Linked DNA regions of Homo sapiens: region 1 is linked to region 2. Evidence: read pairs that join two places in POLR2A ChIA-PET (ENCODE). Cell type or tissue: Panc1. All regions are shown on one strand. Links, peaks and the distances in the headings refer to the core of each region. The heading gives the core; the rest is flanking DNA.

Region 1 (11,046 bases), core at 521-8,520, 63 kb before region 2:
TGGTGAAACCCCGTCTCTACAAAAAACACAAAAATTAGCTGGGTATTGTGGCTCACCTATGGTCTCAGCTACTGGGGAGGCTGAGGTGGGAGGATCAATTGAACCTGGGAGGTGGAGGCTGTAGTAAGCTGTGATAGTGCCACTGTACTCCAGCCTAGGTGACCAAGTGAGACCCTGTCTCAAAAAAAAAAAAAAAAAGTTCTAGAATCAGACTGCCTGAGTTTGAATCCTATTTTCCTTTGGTTTATGAGCTTGAATCCTATTTTCCTTTGGTTTATGAGCTTAGCCAAGTTATTTTCTCTTCCTTTGCTTCAGTTTTCTTATCTATAAAATGGGTCCAATGATAGTACCTGTATTGTTGAGGAGATGATGTGTAGTAGTAAATACAAAATTCTTAGCTGTTGTCATTATTATTATTACTGTAAAAATATTTTATTAAGATTCTTGGATACTTGTAAGCAGAGGAATATGTAAGGGAACATCTAATCTGTTTTAGAGATCATTGAAGATCCTATTCAAGAGCTGACCATAGAAGAACATTTGATTGAGAGAAAGAAGAAATTACAGGAGAAGAAGATGCATATTGCAGCCTTGGCATCTGCCATATTATCAGATCCAGAAAATAATGTAGGTAGTATTAATTTCTTTAGGCTCTTTGTATTAGGTATGGTGTAAATGCCTAATTGTTAAGATTCCCTTGTTACCTATAAGCATACACTAAAAGGAAAAGCATTAACTAAACATAGTAGCTGGGTTAGAGTAAGAGAGTAGACAGAATCTTAGCTTAATGCTATGTCTGAACTTAATTTCTTTTGTAATCCTAGAAAAGTTACTTAAACTCTCTGAATCTTATTCTCCTCATCTTCATATATGAAAATACTGGACATCTTATAACTCTAAAAATGTTTAAATTTATAAAATTGTATTAGGGAGGAGGAACCTGTTTGCAAATTTGCTTGACATACCCGTGGAGTTTTTAAAAAGCGCGCTACAGGGGAAGTGTATGGAATTAGTTCAGGAATATTTGTAAGTTGAAAATATTTTAAGTGAACTAGAGCCAAAGTTAAAGTAAAGTGTTATTGTGCCATGTGTATAGTCGTTGAGTTAGTGATGGTTATAACACATGAACTAGAGAAATCTGAGGTTTAATCTTGGCCCTGATAAGTACTATCTGTGAGACTTTGGGTAAGTTATTTATCCAAGACTCTTTCATCTCTAAAAAAGGACAGTGTCTTTTTCAAAACTTTGTGGTGAGGATTATATGATGAAATATACGTGAAGTCATATAAAATGATACTATTATTATTGTTATGCTGGTGTCCCCAGCATACTATTATAACAAGTATTTGTTTATGAAATGATAGAATAGCTTATTTACATTTATAGAAGCAAATTTCATGTGGGAATGCTTTGGAGTAGTACTTGTCCTTTTCTAATGAAGTGAGGGGAAGATCTAGAGCAGAATTAGGGAAGAGAGATTTGGAATATTTCTTATGTGTATTCTCTCAATCATTACAAAACCATAGGCATAAGAGATTGATCTAATTTTACAGCTGGAAAATTGAGCCTTAAAAAACCCAAGTGATTTGTTCCAGATTTTAACAGCCACTGGATTGGAACCCAGATCTTCTACTCAGGAACCTGTGCTCACAGACAATAGTAGTTCATCAAAGCAGTCGAAACCATCATAGAAATTATCTTTGAAGCTCAAGTTAATGTGGCTATATTACATGTAATTCCTGATTAATTCATGTGTATGACTGATATATTTGGTTAATGTATATAACATTTTAGTATATTTTGAAAAGCGTTTTTAGAAGAATAGGACACACGTACTTTAGGAAAATCCAGCAAAAAAGAATTTCCCAAAATAGCTAAATAATAAATGTAAACTAATTTTTTAAGGTCTGTATGTTTCTAACTATATGACAAAAATATGATTACTGATATAGTTTGGAGGTGTGTCCCCTCCAAATCTTATGTTGAAATGTGACCTCTGATGTTGGAAGTGGGCCTGGTGGGAGGTGTTTAGATTATAGGGGTGGATCCCTCATGAATGGCTTGGTGCCATCCTTGTGGTAACAAGTGACTTCTCACTCTGGTAGTTCATGTGAGAGCTGGTTGTTTAAAAGAGCTTAGAACCTCCCCTATCTTTCCTGTGACACCCTGGCTCCCCCTTTGCCTTCTGCCTTGATCGTAAGTTTCCTGAGGCCTCACCAGGAGTAGACGCAGGCACCGAGCTTCCTCTACAGCCTGCAGAACTATAAGCCAAAATAAACCTCTTTTCTTTATAAATTATCCAGCCTCAGGCATTTCTTTCTAGCAATACAAGAACGGACTAATACAATTACTTTATGACTTTAGTGACTTATCTCTTGGTAAAGTGAGCAGGGTCTGGAGTTTGGTGTGGCATGACTAGACTTGGAGTCATTGTGTGAATTCCGCTTGTTTTGCCGGATGTGGGGCTGTTGTCTTTTGTTCATAATTGTTTCGTCATGATTTCTCCAGCTTTATAAGCTATTTCTTTAACAGATTAAAAAATTGAAAGAATTACGTTCTATGTTGATGGAACAAGATCCTGATGTGGCTGTTACTGTTCGAAAGCTGGTAATTGTTTCTCTGATGGAGTTATTTAAAGATATTACTCCTTCATATAAAATCCGGCCCCTCACAGAAGCAGAAAAATCTACTAAGGTAATGCTAGATTGCTAGATATAATTACTATCTAAAATAACTAAACATTTTGGAGAGATAGACTTTTTTTTTTTGAGGCAGAGTTTTACTCTGTCGCCCAGACTAGAGTGCAGTGGCGTGATCTTGGCTCACTGCAACCTCTGCCTTCCGGGTTCAAGTGATTCTCCTGCCTCAGCCCCCTCAGTAGCTGGGATCACAGGCATGCGCCACCAGGCCCAGCTAATTTTTGTGCTTTTAGTAGAGACGGGGTTTCCCCACGTTGGCCAGGCTGGTCTCAAACACCTGACCTCAGGTGATCTACCCGCCTCTGCCTCACAAAGTGCTGAGATTACAGGCATGAGCCACCACGCCTGGCCTAAACGACTGCCGCGTTTTTTGTTTTTTGTTTTTTTAAATAGTACTGGGTGTATACTAGACACACATATTTTATACTAATTTTGGGCTTTTAATGTTCTGATTTTAAAAAATGATTGACCTTTTTGGTCTTTTCAGACCCGAAAAGAAACCCAGAAGTTAAGAGAATTTGAAGAAGGCCTGGTTAGCCAATACAAGTTTTATTTGGAAAATCTGGAACAAATGGTTAAAGGTATATTAAACATATCTTCAAAGTTTGTAACATACTTAGCCTTGATCATGAAGGTGAATTCTGTACAGTGTTCTGTGTTGTGTAGTGAGAGGCAGGTATGGTCAGGAACAGAATCTAGAGTCAGACTTCCAGGGGTCAAATCCTGGCTCCACCACTTACTACCTATGTGATGGGAAAATTACATAGTCTTTCTGTGTCTCAGTTTTCCTGTCTAAAAAATGGAAATAATTATAGTACTTACCTTCCAGGATTATTGTAAGAAGTAACTGAGTTTGTAGATATGAGGTGCTTTAAACAGTGCCTAGCATGTACTATACACTATATTTTATCAATTATTAGTATTATTGCTGCAGTTTTTAGTAAGTAGTTGTATTTTTGTTGACTACAATGCATTTAACAAAATACATTGTTATGAACAGTTGGGATTTATTCTGCTGTTTTTTATTTGGAGGCATGGTAGTCAGGGAAGAAGGATAACTAGAGGCCAGGCGTGGTGGGTCACACCTGTAACCCCAGTGCTTTTGGAGGCCGAGGCAAGAGGATTGCTCGAAGCTAGGAGTTTGAGACCAGCCTGGGGAATGTAGTGAGACTCCTGTCTCTAAAAAAAAAAAAAAAAAATTAGGCATGATGGCCCATGCCTATAGAGCCCCAGCTACTGGAGATCTGAGCTGAGAGGATCACTTGAGTCCAGAAGTTTGAGCCTGCGGTGAGCTATGATTATGCCACTGCACTGTAGTCTGGGCGATAGAGTGAGACCCTGTCTCAAAAGAAATGAATAAATAAATAGAAGGATAACTAGAAATGGATATTTGCATGTCTTGAAAATGGATTTATGAGTCAATTATTTGGGATGATAAACTCTTAAACTCTTCAGAAAAGGAAGGACATAGAAAAAATAGGGGTAGGAATAGGGAAGACAGTTGTTGCCTAGGCCAGGTGTTTTCATTTGGCCTAATTGGCTCATTTACCCAGCTTATTTACTAAGATCACCCATTGCTGTCAGCTGGAACAGGACCACTGAATCCTGTTGGCCTAATAAGGGCATAAAGGTAGTGGAGTATAGTGGGGTGGGGGTGGGTAGTATGGATATTGCTTCTATGTTCTGGTGTTCCAGCTGGCACCCTATTAGTGTTTGTTCTTCCAGTGAGAGGGCCTGGGAGTTTTTCTTTTGTTTTTGAATTTCTGAACTGTTTGGAAAGCTCCTGGGATCTTTGTGCAACCATCTCTGTCTGATAGAACTATAACATGAGCCACATATGTCATTTAAAAAAAATGCAGACACACTAAAAAGCAATGAAATTAATTTTAATAGTATATTATATATATTCAGATTATCATTTCAACATGTAATAAATTTTAAAAATTAATGTCTTACATTCTCAGTTTTTTTTAGTACTAAGTTCAAATCTGGTTTGTATTTTATACTTAGAGTGTATTTTATACTTAGAGTATATCTTAATTTGTATTAGCTGCATTTCAAATGCTCAATTGACTCCTATATGTGGCAGTTAGTAGCCTCCATATTGGACCTTTCCTGAGCAGATCGAACCATTATGAAGTCTTTTTTTCTTCTTCTTTTTTTTTTTTTTTTTTGAGACGATGTCTTGCTCTGTCGCCAGGCTGGAATGCAGTGGTGCAGTCACAGCTCACTGCAACCTCTGCCTCCCAGGTTCAAGTGATTCCCCTGCCTCAGCCTCCTGAATAGCTGGGACTACAGGCGTGTGCCACCCACCATGCCTGGCTAATTTTTTTTTTTTTATGTTAGTAGAGATGGGGTTTCACCATGTTGGTCAAGATGGTCTCAATCTCCTGAGCTCGTGATCTGCCCACCTTGGCCTCCCAAAGTGCTGGGATTACAGGTGTGAGCCACTGTGCCCAGCATATGAAGTCTTTTTTTAAGGGGTGTGGGAATGTGTGTGTGTGTGTTTATGTGTGTTAAAATGTACATTGATTGTAAAAGAAAGCCAATTAGTTTAACTTTTGACCAATGAGTAAAGTAACTACAGTTATCTTTTGATTAGATTGGAAGCAGAGGAAGCTGAAGAAAAGTAATGTAGTTTCCTTAAAGGCATACAAAGGACTGGCAGAAGTCGCTGTGAAGAGCTTGTGTGAGCTGTTGGTGGCACTACCTCATTTTAACTTTCACAACAACATCATCGTATTGATTGTCCCTCTCATGAATGACATGTCAAAATTGGTGAGTTGCTGTAAATGGTTATTGCTGTCCTCCTTAGAAAATTATACACCATGTGGGCCAGGCACGGTGGCTCACACCTGTAATCCCAGCACTTTGGGAGGCCGAGGCAGGCAGATCACGAGGTCAGGAGATCGAGACCACCCCAGCTAACATGGTGAAACCCCATCTCTACTAAAAATACAAAAAATTAGCAGGGCGTGGTGGCAGGCGCCTGTAGTCCCAGCTACTTGGGAGGCTGAGGCAGGAGAATGGCGTGAACTCAGGAGGCAGAGCTTGCAGTGAGCTGAGATTGCGCCATTGCACTCCAGCCTGGGCAATAGAGCGAGACTCTGTCTCAAAAAAAATAAATAAATGAATAAAAAAAGAAAATTATACACCATGTGATTTTTTTCCCCCTACAAAATTCTTCTGAAGTTATTTATTGGTAAAATAATGTCAATTTATTAAACACTGTCTATCTGAAGAAAATTATCTGAACATAAGTTTGGTGTAGTGGTTCACAACAGGAAGCAAATTTGTCCCCCAGGGAACATTAGGCAATGTCGGCATACATTTTTGATTGTGATGACTGTGGTGGCGATAGAGTCTTAACTACTGGCATCTAGTGGAGAAAGTCCATGGAGGCTTTTAAACATCCTAGGACAGTCCCCCTACAACAAAGAATTCTGTTACCCAAAACGTCAGTAGTGCTAAGGTTGAGAAACACTGGTTAAGTATGACATTTTATTTTTCAGATATCTGAAATGTGTTGTGAAGCTGTGAAGAAACTCTTTAAGCAAGATAAATTAGGCCAAGCTTCTCTTGGTGTAATTAAAGTGATTTCTGGTTTTGTGAAGGGCAGAAATTACGAAGTTAGGCCAGAGGTGAGCCTTTTTTTTTTTACTTTGCATTTTGTTTTTAAATTACAAAGTTGATTTTCAGTTGTTATGAGGAATTTATTCCTTATAAGTGTATGAAGTAAAAAGTATTCAAGCTCCTTAAGTGTTTAACATGTCAACTCCTGAAATGTTTGATACTATTAACAGTTCGGTATTTATCCTTCTAGATGTTTTTCTTTGCAGATATAGTCATATATACTTGCTTATATTTTAAAATAAAAAATGGGCTTATACTTTGAAAACTGTTCTGGAACAGTTTTCATTTTCTATATTGTGAACTTACATATAGGGTTATCCCATTCTTTCTAATGCCTACCAGAGTATTCCATTGTGTGCCCTAATTGTTGAACAGCTGAGTTTTTTCTAGATTTTTGCTGCCACAGTCAGTGTTGAGAACATTTTGGCCATATTATTTTTTCATATTGTGTGAATATTCTGTGAATTAAATTTATAAAATGTAGATGCTGGATCCAACAGTAATCACATTTACAAACTCAAATTGTTGTTCAAAAACATTTAATCACTGTGTTCCTGCTAGGAATATGAGTGTCAGTTCCCTCCTACCTGCTCAGAATGTTACTATTTAATCTTTGTTAGTCAGGTAGGTGAAAAGTTTATATATATATAAACTTTTTTTACCTGCTTATTATTTGTCAGTTTTTCTCTTAAAGTAATTGTCTTAATGACTTGTGATGAGTTTTTAGTACATATTCATTTTAATAAATAACTGCTATGTGCCAGGCACTTTTTTTAGGTCCTGGGAATAAAATAGTAACAAAAGAAACGAAACTATCTGTTTGTGGAGCTTGCATTACATAAAGAATATTAACTCTTTGTTACATAGGTTGCAGATTGTTCTCTTTTTTACTTTGCCTTTTAATTCTGTGTTCAGCCTTATATATGAAGCTATATTTTTTGTTATGCACATAGTCTCCTCAATCCCAATTTACGGAGTCTCTCCGAGATTTTTAATTTTAATTTTTATATTTAAATATTTAAACCATTTGACATCTTTGTATGTGTGGTATGAGTACAGATTTAATATCTGTGTTTAATATATGTAATGAATATATATTTTATATAGTTTAATATATATTGAATATTTATATTATGTATATATTTGATATAATCTGACAGCCAGTTATTTCATCACCATTTTTTTTCTGCTGATATAAAATGCTGCTTAATTATTGTGTTATATCTATAGTATATTTGGGTATGTGGTACAATAATAATCAGAAAGGGTATAATTGATAAAAGACATGACTATTCTTTTTTCTCCACAATATTCTTATTTATTTCAGTATATTACTCCAGGCAGTTTAGAATCCATTTTTCACTTCCTTCCCTCAAAATAGTCCACACAGAGAATCTGATTAGAATCGATTCAATGTATTGATTAGTTTGGATGAATTAAAATATTTACAGAATTGATTTTTTTCTATTCAAGAATATCATATCTTGCCATTTATTTAAGACTTCTTTTATGTTCTTAAGTAAAATTTTATAGTTTTCTTCACTGAGGTCTTAGATATTTTAATTTGTCTTTAGTAATACAGTTTTGGGTGTTAAGCTGTTCTACCATTTTATTTCTGGATTTCACAGTTTTCCTTTGGCATCAGATTCCTTTTTATTTTCTTAAATCTGATTTCAGTTGAATTGCTAAAATTATAAACATTAAATGAAAGTAACAGAGCATATTTAGCATCTTTACTTAGAATTGTAGAGCAATCAGATAAGGCTTGAACATGAAACTCAGCCATAGGAAAACCCTTTAACTTTCGTGATGCTAGAGTAAAAACTACATCATTTGATTTGGAGTTATTTTTCGTTGGTAGGTGATATTTTGAGCACATACAGTACCTACAAAATATTCAGAGTTGGTCTTTCTGATACCTAGAATGACTTCAGGTTCACTCTTTATGCCTTTAGTTATTCCTTGTTTCATTCTGTGCTTTTAGCCGTGTAATCCCAAATACTCAGCTTTCTTCCAAATGTGCATATTGGAACATCAAAATAATACAAACCTGTAGTTCTCAAGGTTTTTTCCAGGAATGCTGCTGTGCCTGCGGGAGGTCGGTAGGGTGATTTCATCCAGAGAAAGTGTAGCATTTTAAACCCCTTTTGTTCTTAGTGTTTGAGTATGCGAAGTTTGCTGTATCACACAAAACACCAGTTTCCAAATTAGTTTCTGAATTTTTGAATGGCATAAAGCAATAATTTTTATTTTTGTCCCCAGACCAGCATCAGCTGGGAATTAGAATGCAAATTCTGGGGCTCAACTCAGACCTACTAAATCAGAAACTCTGGGGATAGGGCCCAGCAATTTGTGTATCTTCTCCCATACTGGTCCAAACCTTTTCCTGGCCTGTTTTCTCTTTGTCATCCTGTTGGCATGTGTTCTCTCTTCCTTATACTCATTAAACTGCAAAGAAAGTTTTGTATATTTAGTTAGTATTTGCTAGCGTCCGTTTTGTATGTTTGCTCCCGTCCTTCCATAGACACAAGTTATTAATATAGCATACAGATAAAAGAAGTTGGTGTAAAATGTTATAAAAGATGTTTGAAGGTTTTTTCATGAACGAGGGAAATAACACTGTTAAATGCTTTTCTATGTAAAGTTTTTGAGGGCAATATAAATATTAAGCTGTATATTTGTGTTTTTTTTCCAATATTAGATGTTAAAAACATTTTTATGCCTAAGAATCAAGGAAGTAGAAGTGAAAAAAGATACAGAAGACATTAATAAACCAAAAAAATTTATGACTTTCAAAGAAAAGAGAAAATCTCTATCAAGAATGCAGAGAAAGGTTTGACTTATTTCCCCTTTTGTTTCATTTAAATTTTCTGTTTATTTGATCTTAGATTAAACTTATAGGCACATGTAAAAATCATAGTTAAATCATAAACATAAAAGTTTTGAAATACATCATTTAGAGAATTTTATCTTTTCCTGTTACTGCAAAGAAATGTTTTCTTAAATCAGTTTTAACTGATAATGATTGGCAAGGAGAGCAATAGATGAAAAGATATTTTTGCCATGCTGGCTTTTATCCTTTGGCTTTTTAGATCAATTTAGAGTTATGATACACAGATTCCTTCCTTAACAGAAAAGATGCATTCACGTGAAGTTGGCAGCAAAGTGAGTTTCTGTTAATTGAATCTTGTTTCTTTGTTGGTTTGTATTTTAAACTTGGGTTGAAATTTCAGCCGCTTGTTTATTTACTGAAACTTTGGAAACTTTATTTATTTATTTATTTATTTTTTGATAAACGGGGCTAATAATAGTACCTACCTTGCAGGGTAATCGTGCAGGTTAAATGAGATGATGCATATAAAACACTTGGCAGGCTTTATAAACCTTAGTTTTAGTACCACCACCATCATCACTATTATTGTTATCATCACATCTCAGAACATTTCTAAACAGTTTATTAGAGTGATCAAGTTGCTTGTAAAAACAAAAGTAATCTCTGGGGATATTCATCTTTGAATGGGTCTAATTTTGAAAACATGATGGAAGTATCAAAATAGACTTAATAATTGTGAACAAAAGAAGATACATATTTTAACTATTTATATTATACTATCCTAATGCAGGTTGGATAGCTCTGTTAGGAAGAGCATGTGTATAGATGAGGTGAGGAAACAAAGACCAATAAGAACATGGCAGCTCTTTAACAACTTCTCATGAGAGAAGGAAACAATTTTTCAGTTCCCTGTGCCTCAGGCAGCTTAGAAATTATCATTTACTGCTCTTACAGCATTAGGTAGTAGAAAAAAAAGGATATTTTATTGAATTTCTTTATAGGGCCCAGTTTTATGCATTGTATGTAAATGTGTTGGGGAAGTATTGTTGGTGACTGGCTTCCAAGTTATAGATGATTTAATCCTAGCCATTATTTTTGGGCTCAACATGTTCTTTCCTTTTTTTTTTCTTTTTTGAAAAACTTTAATAATAGAAAATGATAGCATATCCCAGATATCTGCTATTCAGAATGAGCAAATATTAATAGATTTACTTTAGTTTTTTTCCTGGAAAAGAAAGAAACCATAGGTGAGAGAGTAGGAATTTCTTTTCTCTCTCCAATCTCATTCTTCTACCTTCTTCCCAGGAGACACCATCTTTAATTTGGTTTGTATATACTTCCCGTCCATGTTTCTCTACTTTGTTTATATTTGCATTCATAGACAACATGTGGTATTACTGTATGTGTTTTATGACATTTACGTATTCTGCCTCTGCTTTTTTCACTCTGTGGTATATGCTCTTAGATTTTTGTTTTTCAATCTATTTTCAGTGGAAGAAAGCAGAAGAGAAACTAGAGCGAGAGCTTCGAGAGGCAGAAGCTTCAGAGAGTACTGAGAAAAAACTTAAACTGGTAGGCAGTTTCATATTCTGTTATGCTTTTAAAATGCGTTAAGTTGTTTAAACTAGAAATTTATTGTTTCAGCTTGTAGCTGTGTAATTTTGGTTTCTTTCATGAGGCTTAGATGTGTGACTTTTGTGATGTGCGGGAAACTGTGATGTGATCAGTGCTAGTTTTATGCAGTCACAGGGTGTATATCTTCATTCTGTTTTGTTAAAAATTTCAAAGATTGCATTGTGGGGAGGGATGGGTAGGGAAAAAAGTTAACCTGTTGAAGTGATACTTATGCTCACTCAGGAGAAAGCATACCAGGTTATCCTA
Region 2 (11,046 bases), core at 1,809-9,808:
TGATCCACCTGCCTTGGCCTCCAAAAGTGCTGGGATTACAGGCATGAGCCACTGTGCCCAGCCTGAAATGCTGTTTTTAGTACGTTAAAAGTGTAAGTTAGCAATTACAAAAATTTATACTATACTCAGACAATATTAATGTTCAGGAAAAAGAATTAAAAAATTCAAGGGAAGTGCTTAGACAGTAAAATATCTAAATCATCCAGCATGCAGAATCAAGCAAAGATATTGTAAGAAAGTGACTTTACTTTTTCCAGATGTTTTGTTAAATGATGCTGTCTCCCCTGGGCTCATTCTGCCCGGATTGTTGCCAAAAATGGACTTCCTGCTTTTCCTTTCTTTTCCTCTGCTAGAGCCAGATGCATTTAGAGTTGACAGTCCTGTTCCCATAAAATGAAAATAAATAAGCCAAAAACTACAAGCAAGGCAACTCAACATTTTCCATCCCCATTAATATTTATTTTGAAGTCCTACTACTCCCTTGGAACCTAGTACAGAAACCCTACTGGCAGTTTTTGTTCTGTTAATAATAGCATTGTAGGCAATTAAAGCAAAGTTTTAAAAATCTCTATAGGCAAATGCAACAAGAACTGCATGCTTATCACAGAATGACCACAAAATCACACACACACTTAGCTGATTGTGCATCAGAAAGATTTTGAAAAACTGCATGAAAAGAAGGTGCTGTGGCCAGAAATGATCAGTGGCTAATTATTTAATTTGGAGAGATGAAGGAATGGCTATTACTTGGGTTTTAGTGTCATAGTGTCTAGGTTCAATTCCTGCTGATATTAGCCTTGACATAACACCTCCTTCTTTGGTCCTCAGTTTCCTTATCTACAAAATGTGTGTAATGATAGGAACTCACTCATATGGTTACTCTGAAGATGGGAAATATGGTGATAATGATGTTTATGGCTTCTCTTTCTCACTCCTGGTCTAACAACTCCCTGGATGCTTCATGCCTGGCACAGTGCCTGGTGCAGAGCAGGAACTGAATACATATTTGCTGAAAGAGGAAATGAATGCAAACCACATAGACCTGGCTCCAATGTAAAAAGAGTGAGCTGAAGGCACCAGTGAGGCCAGAATTGCCTCCAAATTGTTCCCACTGTCATAACTGTACCTTTGGAGAGTAATTCCCTAAGCTGAAGCAGCATTCAGGAGGTCGTATTTCAGATGATAATACACATTCCAAGAACATCATCAGAGGAGACAGGATAGAGTAGTGTTTAAGAGCATAGACTTTGGAGTGAGACAGCTGGATTTAAAATCTGTTCCTAGCAGGGCAATCTCACACAAGTTACTTAACCTCTCTAGAACACTCCCTCCTCATCTGTAAGTGGGCTGTGGTTAGGAATAAACAAGATAATATACATATACAGGCTGAATATCCCTTATCTGAAATGCTTGGGACATGAAAGTGTTTCAGATTTCAGATTTCTTCGGATTTTGGAATATTTGTATCATACTCACCTGGTTGAGGATCCCCAGTCTGAGAATCCAAAATCCGAAATGCTCCCATGAGCATTTCCTTTGAGTATCATGTCAGCGTTCAAACAGTTTTGGATTTTGGAGCATTTTGGATTAGGGATGCTCAACTTGTCCATACTTAGTAGTGTGTCTTGTTCAGGGAAGTGCTCAGTCCATAGTAGCTGTTATTATTATAGCTTAATGTGGGGCTTCTAAGGTTTTCTTTTACCTCCAAAGTATTCATAATAGCAAACATGCACAAACTTAGACTATTGAGTTCTCATACCTTGATCTTAATATTTGTGTACATTTTGCTCTTGACACAATTACTTAATAATGGATTTTCTCCCAAGTAAAACTGATGAGGGACCAGTGGGGAGGGGCTCTGTTCATTCTGGACTTTTGCCTGTATCCTGCCACATGTCAATATCTTCTACCAGAATGTGGGTACTTCAGTGAAGAGCCTGGTTATTCTTTTGGGATGGGGAGGGGAAGAATGTAAACAAGGGCTGAGTGATCAAAGAAGGGGAAGGATTTTGAATTGTGAGAAGGGGCCCAGAAAAATAATGAAGAAGCAACAAAGAACCTTCATCTACCCCGTTGGCTCACTTACCGATAACAACATTTCCAGAAAGCTGGGATTACAGGTGTGCACCACTAATTTTTGTATTTTTAGTAGAGACGGCATTTCACCATGTTGTCCAGGCTGATCTTGAACTCCTGACCTCAAGTGATCCACCCACCATGCTCCCGACGATGTGCTAATCACACTAGATACTTTATTGCTACTTTTTACAGCAATCCTTTAAGTTAGGACTGTTACACCCCTTTTACAGATAGGGAATCCCAGGTGCAGAGCAGCTATAATACATAACTGTTCAAGTCAAGGTCATGGAGAGACAGAGCTGGGATTTAAATCCACATGGTTAGCCTGGTGGCTGCCTCTCTTCCTCAGCTGAGTCTCTAGTTAATTTTAGGGTCTTCCTCTCATCTGTGTTTTTACTTGTGATTGTGAATAAGAATGCTTATTTTAGATATAGATGTTGGAACATCTGACATGACTAAAGCTTCGAGATGGAAGTTTGAGCAGAAGCCATCTAGGTATTTAGGAATACACCAACTCCAGAACCAGATGCAGTGGTGCACACCAGTAGTCCCAGCGACTTGGGAGGCTGAGGCAGGAGAATCGCTTGAGCCCAGGAGTTTGAGGCCAGCCTGGGCAACTTAGCAAGACTCTGTCTCTAAAAAGAAAAAGAATTACTTAAAAAAAAAGAATAAATTGACTCCAGTGCATATGATGGTATCTTCCTTCAGAAATCCTAATCTGTCTGGAAGCTTTGAAATCAACTCCCTAACTAGACAAGCGATGTACAGTCATTAGCCATATAGCAACATTTAGGTCAACAGACCACGTATATGATGGTGGTCCCATTTAAGATTGTACTGGAGCTGAGAAATTCCTATCACCTTCTGCTGTCCTAACATCCATAGCATAACACATTACTCAAGTGCTTGTGATTAGATTGGTGTAAACAAATCTGCTGCACTGCCAGTCATATAGAAGTCTAGCACATACAATTATGTACAGAACATACTTGGTAATAATAATAAATATGTTACTGGTTTATATATTTACTATACTTTTTATCATTATTTTAGAGTATACTCATTCTACATTACATGTGTATATATGTGTGTGTGTATATATATATATACTTTTTTTTAAGTTACATATATATATATATGTTAACTGTAAAACAGCCTCAGGCAGGTCCTTCAGGAAGTATTCCAGAAGAAAGCGTTGTTATCATGGGAGATGATAGCTCCATGCTTGTTATTGTCCCTGAAGACCTTCAGTAGGACAAGAGGTGGAAGTGGAAGACAATGATATTGGTGATCTTGACTCTGTGTAGATCGAGGCTAATGTGGGTGCTTGTATCTGTTTTTAATAAAAAAGTTTAAAAAGTAAAAAAATAAAAAATAAAATGAAGTAAAAAAAATTAAAAATAGAGAAAATCTTACAGAATAAAGAAAGAAAATGTCTTTGGCTGGAGTCACAGAATGGGAAAAAAAAAAAAGGAGAAAAATAAGAAAGAAAATGGCCGGGTGCGATGGCTCATGCCTGTATTTCCAGCATTTTGGGAGGCCAAGGCAGATCAGTCCAGGAGATCAGCTTGGGCAACATAGTGAGACCCTTGTCTCTAAAAAAAAAAAGAAAAATTAGCCAGGTATTGGTGGCACATGCCTGTAGTCCTAGCCACTCAGAAGACTAGGGTGGGAGGATCACTTGAGCCTGGGAGTTCAAGGTTACGGTGAGCCATGATTCCACCACTGCACTCCAGCCTGGATGACAGAGCAAGGCCAGGTCTTTAATTAAAAAATAAAAATAAGATAAGAAAGAAAACATTTTTATACAGTTGTACAATGTGTTTGTGTTTTAAGCTAAGTGTTATTACAAAAGAGTCAAAAAGTTAAAAAAATAAAAATTTATAAAATATAAAGTTACAGTAAGCTAAGGTTAATTTATTTTTGAAGAAAAATTTTTATTTATAAATGTAGTGTAGCCTTAGTGTACAGTGTTTATAAAGTCGATAGTCATGTACAGTAATGTCCCAGGTCTTCACATTCACTCATCACTCACTCACTGATCCACCTAGAGCAACTTCCAGTCTTGCAAGCTTCATTCATGATAAGTGCCCTATACAGATGTACCATTTTAAATCTTTTATGTCATAATTTTACTGTACCTTGTCTGTTTAGGTATGTTTAAACGCACAAATACTTATCATTGTGTTACACTTACCTACCGTATTCAGTGCAGTAACATGCCGTACAGGCTGGTAGCTTAGGAGCAACAGGCTACACCATCTAGCCTAGGTGTGTAGCAGGCTACACTGTAGCTTTGTCTAAGTTCACTCTATGATGTTTCACACAATGACAAAATAATCTAATGAAGCATTCTCAGAATGTCTCTCCCTGATTAAGTGATGCATTACTGTAAATATAATCAGTGCTAGGCTTTCTTCTGGATGCTCTCCCAGAGACATCAGAGGATTCAACATATTGGCACTGCTAAAATCAGGAGAGAAGCTGAGTCTGGGGATGGTCCGAGAGCCACTCAGGGTCACACGGCTACTTTTCCTTCCTGAGTGCCTTGCCTGCCATGCTCTGCAGGGCCTCATCTTACCCAGTCACTATAGGTCCGAAAAGCTGTGTTCACTGGTTTTGCAAGATATTGGGAGGCACCGAGGGTAATTAAGTTTCAGTGAACAGGGCTACCTCTCAGTGGTGTGTTGGTTGACATTCTCCCGAGAGTTCTGTTCCAAGCCCTCTCATTTCTTGAAATGCATCCCTTTGCCCTCCAAGGTGTTCCAACCTGCAGCACTACTGTGGGTCTGAGTAACCCAGAACAGCCATGGGGGATGGCCAAGGCTCTCTGTGGGGGAGGCAACTCTCAGTGCCAGGGACCTACACCCAGCTAGCCCAAAGCTGTCCAAGGCAGCAGGGTTCTACTTTTGTCATTCAAATGGCTTGTTAGCAAACCACTGTTTGATGAACAAAGCTTGTCTCTCAGTGCTGAGAAAATGACAGTGTGTGTCCAGGGAATGGACTGACACTTGCAAGGCTCTCCCCATGTGGCTCCTTCAGTGTAGGAATAAAAATGAGCCCTGGAAGTCACAGAATCTTCCGGACGAGCCTCACCATGGAATCCCTGGGCACCTGCTCTGTGGACTGTGTGGTGGATCCAAAGGAGAATGAGGCAAAATCCCCCTCAGAATCAGACTTCCAGATCATCTGGCTCTACCTGCTCCTGAATTGCCTGCCTTAGAAACCCAGGGACCAGGACCTCCCAGTGCCTTCCAAATGTAAATCCCTGGTAGAGAGGCCTGAGACTGGGTATGTTAATCAAGTGGCCTGGGTGATTCTGGAGATTTCAGCAAGTGTAGTAAACAAGGATTCTAGTCAACTCCACTTTTGAGTGAGAAAGGCTCAGAGAGATTTGCCTTGGCCAAATCACAAAGCATGGTAGCCAAGAGCCCAGGTCTCTGACCCACGATCTTATCTGATGATCTTGTCACCACTGAATAATTTTTGTCTTACAGGGTTGTAATCTTTTAAGCTATGGGTATGTCAAGGCATACAGAGCAGCGTAATGGACATTGGAGACTCAGAATGAGAGTGGGAGGGAGGTGAGGGATGAAAAACTACCTGGTGGGTATGACTTACACGACTTGGGTGACAGGTGCGCTAAAATCCCAGACTTCATCACTATACAATTCATCCATGTAACCAAAAACTACTTGTACCACTAAAGCTGTCAAAATAAAAAAATTCAAAATAAAAGAACAAGGTTGCACTCCTAACTGTGGAACAACTGGGTATCTAGGAGGTACCCAAACATATGCCTATAAATGAAGGAGCTCCAGAAAGGAGATGTCACAATGAGTTGAAGAGTCTCAGATACTTTCCAAGGACCCCGTCCTTGGAATTTGGAATGGGGCCAAGGGGAGAAGGAAGGCCAGGCAAGGTTGAGAACACTCTGAGCAATGGCCTGGCACTAGAAAGACGGCAGTGTATGTAGGTGCCTGAGGAGAGTGGGGGATGCAGGGGAGCTTGTGGGAAGATATTGGAAACTAGGTTGATGGGGTCATAAAATAAAAATACCATATCCTTTTTTTTTTCTATTAGAAGGAGAAAAAAACCCAGGACAATAGAAGTACTAAATGCAACCGAGAAATAAACCCTAAGAGAAAGCAGGTCGAAAAAATTCAACTACTTCCATAGTGTGGTGCAAAGAGCCCACCCCTGGGAGCTGACAGGAATTCTGGCTCTTGCCCTGCCACTGACCTAGCTTCTGATGGTGGGGAAGTTCCTTCCTTTCTGTGGGCCTCATACCACATGATTGTTGAGTGCCTCATTGCAATGAAGGGTTTTTTTTTTTTTTTTGCATATGGCTTGTAAGAAGGGACTTGGGATGATGAAAGGTGACATACACTGAAATTGATAATGTAGCAAAATTAAAATAAACGGCATAGCAAAATGAACAGTTTATAGTATTTTCCTCATGTGCATCAAACAAATGATTGTAAAAAGAAATATTTAGAAGGTATTATAACAATCATTCTGGCAATCCAATTTAGCTATTTTGAGACAGGAAATAAAATCAGGGAAAAAATGTAAGAAATTTCATTTTTCTAAAGAGAAAATACACTATACCTATGAAGAAATGTATGCTATGTGAACACTTTTAAAAAACAACATACTTGGAATTTTTAAAATAAGCCGAACAACCACATGCTTAGAAGCTCTATCACATGACCTCCTGATCTTCCACGATTCTCTACTGGTACAGAGACTTTATCTTTCACACAGACTTCAAATATCTTTGGGAATTTGTGCTCCTTATTTACTGAGTGCTTGAGAAGAAAAGACAAAGCCAGTGGAATGGTCCGAGTGTGGCATCCGCTGCATTTATAAAGAATAAGAGCTGCAGTGGGTGTGATTCTTGGACAGAGTGGCGCTCATCCTTGTTCCTGCAATGAAGGACATGCCAGCCTCCAGGCTCTTTGACAGGTAAAGGGTTTTACTCCATCAGAAAAAGAGTTTTGCCAGTTGCAAATAATGGTCATATTGTACTTATATGCCATGAGGTCATGGTCTGTGAAATTAAACTTAAATGGCCAGGTTCCTGCATTTCTCTGAAATCTTTGCTGGCTACTTATTGATTCATATCCTCCTCAACAGGATTTGCTAGCAGACAAGCAGTAGCAGCTGCCAAAAGTTTAAAAACAGCTTATAGGAGAAAACTTACAATTAAAATGATTTTAATATCATGAAATATATGATTTTTATCATATCATTAAATAATATGATTTTTTTTACTCTGATGTGTGAAAAGCTCACTATTACCTAACTGTGATTTTAAAAATTTAATTATTATTTTTTAGAGATGAGGTCTTGCTATATATCTTGCCCAGGCTGGGCTTGAACTCCTAGACTCAAGCATTTCTCCTGCTCAGCCTCCCTGGTAGCTGGGATTACAGGCACGCACCACTACACCCAGTTTGCCTAATTTTTAAATAGCCCAATGCCTCTGGCCCATTTGTCAGGCACTGTGTGAGACCAGGTGCTTAAGATATGCTCTGGGAGGGACCTGAGTTCAGCCCATCTTGAAAAGATGAGGGCATTTTAGTGCCTCTCTCCAGGCCAAGTCTATAAATCCTGTTTACTAACATTTAGACTGATCCTCCTATCTCAGCCACTTTCCTGTTCTCAGAAATTATATTCAAGAGAATCCTTTTTCTTAGTATGAGGAGATGAATTTTTCTGAGTTCCATGTACTTAGGGACTTTCTTGTTTGTCTTCTACCCCCTGGTGCCCCATTTGTGGGACACATAATTGAGTACCTCATTGAAAACAGCCCGAAACAAGAGAGGCCAGGCAGTATAACGGGTAAGGGCAGGACTTTGGAGACAGACAGGCTTCAGAGCCATAGGTCTACCATTCATTAATTGAAAAGGACACTGTTTTTGGAAAGTGGTTCATCAGCCTGTCCACTGTACTTCTAAAAACGGTCAATTGGGGGAAATCTCTCCTTCCACTTCAACGCCATCCTTGGTCCTTGTGGTTTGGGTGGGGCCTTGCTACCCAGCTCAGAGTGGAGAATGTGACATGGGATCCAGACCATCAGAGCACTGCATCTCCTGGCCACAGTGATTGGTAAAGGACCCAATGAGAAACAATGACACTTCTGCGGGAAGTTCTGGAAGAGACTCTTACACTGAAGCTGAAACTGGAAGCATGTAGTGCTGGCCTGCTGTAGCCGTCTCGCAACCAGAAGGGAATAAAGGGGAGAAAGCCAACATGATGGAGGCGGAATGAGAAATGAGGAAAGAGAAAGCATGTACCTTGGTTAAGCTATACCTGAAACCTGTGTGTCTTCATTTTTAAGCACATGAGTCAATAAAGTTCCCTTTACTTAGGTCAATTTCTGCCACTTTCAAACAAAAGAATCTTGACTGATATACTCTGAAACTTGGGGCAAATTACTTCATCCCTCTCAGACTTTATTTTAAAATGGAGATAATACCGCCTACCTTGTAGAATCATTATGAACGGTAAAGGAGATGTACGTAAAATAGCACAAATCCTAGTACTTAAGTATTTAATACATTTAGCAATTAGAAATTATGAGTATTATAACTTTTATAATTATTAACTATTATAAAAAGACATTGTGTGACCTGAAAAATGAATACTTTATGGTATTTTTCTTCATGAGCATCAAGGCAAATTATAATAATAAAGATATTTAGGAGGTATTATAACAATGATTTCAGCAACACAATTTAGTTATTTTGAGAGTGTTCACAATGCCCAATTAAATAAATGGCATATTTTTAACCTTTGATATCTTTAAAAGTTATAGATGATATTGCCTAATCTTACCTGGAAATTTTACTGCTTGACAATAGATTACAAGGTCAGAAAGCTCTGGTGCAATCTGTCTGCTTTCCTTTTTATTCTGATCAAGATAAAATTCTTCTCCCAGTTCCATATCATAAACCTGGTAAGGGAAAAATGATACCATTTTACATGGAAGGTATATGCTACTCACCTCTGGATTCCCAAAGCTCTTTTATCTGTCCTCCTCTGGTGTTATTACTGTATTTCCCCTTGCATGGTAATTATCCATATACATGTCCCAACAGCTTTCCTAGAGTAAAAGCTTTCTGAGGGCAGGAGGTGAGTCTAATTCATCCTCCATCTTCCCTCAGTGCATGGTCCACTGTCTTACATGTGGAATGGTCAATAAATCTTTGTTAAATAAATAGAGGATTGACTATGTATCTTCCGTGGCTCAAATTTTTGACATATCTTACAATTCCATTGTCCAACAATGTCACTGCAACTGCGTCTAAAGATTTGCTCAGAGTCTATAAACTGTGAGGCACTTGAGGATAGGGTCTGGGTATCTCATTTATCTTCCTATTCTCAGTGTCATTCCTCTGCTATCTGGCCCGTTTATCTTCTTGGTCATCCCAAATGCCTTTAAAACTTCTTGCAATTCCCTGGACATACCAGGCTGCCCTCTTGGCCCGAATGTTCTGTTTTTGTCTGTTTAGCCAAATCTTCCTTCTGAAACCTCATCTTCCCTGAGAGCCTGTCCTTGATTCTCTGATAACACAGTATAATCACTGTTCTATGCACTTACATTCAACACAGTTGACATGTCTGCCTTCATCACTAAACCACCTCTGTGCCACTTCAGTACCTGCCACACATACACCATTAGTAGGTATTGGCTGGATGAATCAGTGACTAACTTTCCACAAATGGAAGGTGGGTGTCTTTTAATATCACCAAGTGAACTTTGGCAGGTATCTAAGGGAAAGTGAGGGGAAAGGTGAAAGGGAGGGACAGGGAGCAAGTGGAATCTCATCTGAAACTGACAAGAGTACCACATGGTCAAAGTGTCATTTAACAGAAACCGTTCACCCACCTTTCCTTTGTTGCAAGCAGAGTTATCTGCTTTCTTTATCCTCTTTGGGATTTCTTCATTATATTCAAACTGAAGCTTGTCATTACATGATTTATTTTCAGGTCTGTCTTCCAGAATGTTGTCTGAAAATAAGTTAGCAGACTTCAGTGAAAACGAACCCAATGCTTCACTTAAGAGCTACATGTGCATCACTGTGAGGACATCCAGATACTTGTACTTATCTATAAGAATGAGGCTCTAACTATATAGTATGTTAACAAAATGATGGCTTGAAGCATAACTGTAAAAATTGGGTTGATGCAGTTATTTTCAATTTAATTGATTTATTTACCAGTAGTTTTTGTCACTTATATACATAATTTAAATGATTCAAAATAATCTGGCATATAGACATAATCTAAATGAAGATGCCAATTTTCATACAGATGATTGGAACTGTGCAAATATTATGGAAGATACCCCGTGTCAAGAAGCTGACAGCACACACGTTTGGGAAGGATTTAGTGGCTGAAGCACTTCTAGAAGGTACATACATGATTGACTCACTCTCACTTTGAAATGAAGCTATTTACTTCTTTTACCTTGAGAAATGCCAAAACCTAGGGGGAAAGACTTATTATTGGGTGCAATGCAAAGTCTTCACAATTATAATTAAAAAGTAAAGTTTTCATGATTGTTATTAATTTACTAAGTGATAATCATAACAGAAAATAAAATATATCTGAATATTATATCATAAGATATAATCTTATATTTTGCTCTTTTTTTGCTTTTCTATTTGGAATGACTCTAAAGGTATTAGAAGTGTATCGTGATGATGACCTTTTAAAATGAAAAACAAGAAAGCTAATTTCTCACTCAAGATTTAGTATCGCATCATCAGAGCACAAACGATTAGACCAAAAGGACCTTATACCAAATCAGGGCCATGCAGGCTGACAAGAAGTAAATGAGATAAATCATTTCATTACATTTGTATTCACAGAAGTATCACAACGTCATGCTAACCGGGCCCAAGAAATTGGAAACAGAATGCTGACATCCATGCAGTTAAAATGCCCCGTTCAAAT

What was found. ChIA-PET counts read pairs that join two places held together with the same protein. Peaks named below come from ENCODE experiments on the same cell type or tissue, not always from the same donor. Only the 100,000 strongest peaks of a DNase experiment are listed, where the experiment ranks them.
Region 1: POLR2A ChIA-PET joins it to region 2 with 10 read pairs; 2 of 35 experiments call an interaction of 5 or more read pairs at or near these places.

What each region holds. Positions count from the first base shown.
Region 1 is chr10:94,344,544-94,355,589 of GRCh38, reverse strand. It overlaps NOC3L (NOC3 like DNA replication regulator), which reads left to right. Exons shown (of 21, transcript NM_022451.11): 6 at 497-627; 7 at 2,533-2,694; 8 at 3,187-3,280; 9 at 5,302-5,477; 10 at 6,212-6,340; 11 at 9,034-9,165; 12 at 10,657-10,737. Among named protein-coding and RNA genes, the nearest start is that of NOC3L, 13 kb to the left of the region's middle. In Panc1, for the core only: CTCF peaks have their summits at 5,878 and 6,081 (motif pointing left); no DNase peak of the experiment used is centred there.
Region 2 is chr10:94,282,842-94,293,887 of GRCh38, reverse strand. It overlaps PLCE1 (phospholipase C epsilon 1), which reads right to left. Exons shown (of 33, transcript NM_016341.4): 21 at 9,977-10,098; 22 at 8,923-9,040; 23 at 249-380. PLCE1-AS1 (PLCE1 antisense RNA 1) reads left to right here and starts at 6,818. Exons shown (of 4, transcript NR_033969.1): 1 at 6,818-7,047; 2 at 10,402-10,501. In Panc1, for the core only: no CTCF peak of the experiment used is centred there; no DNase peak of the experiment used is centred there.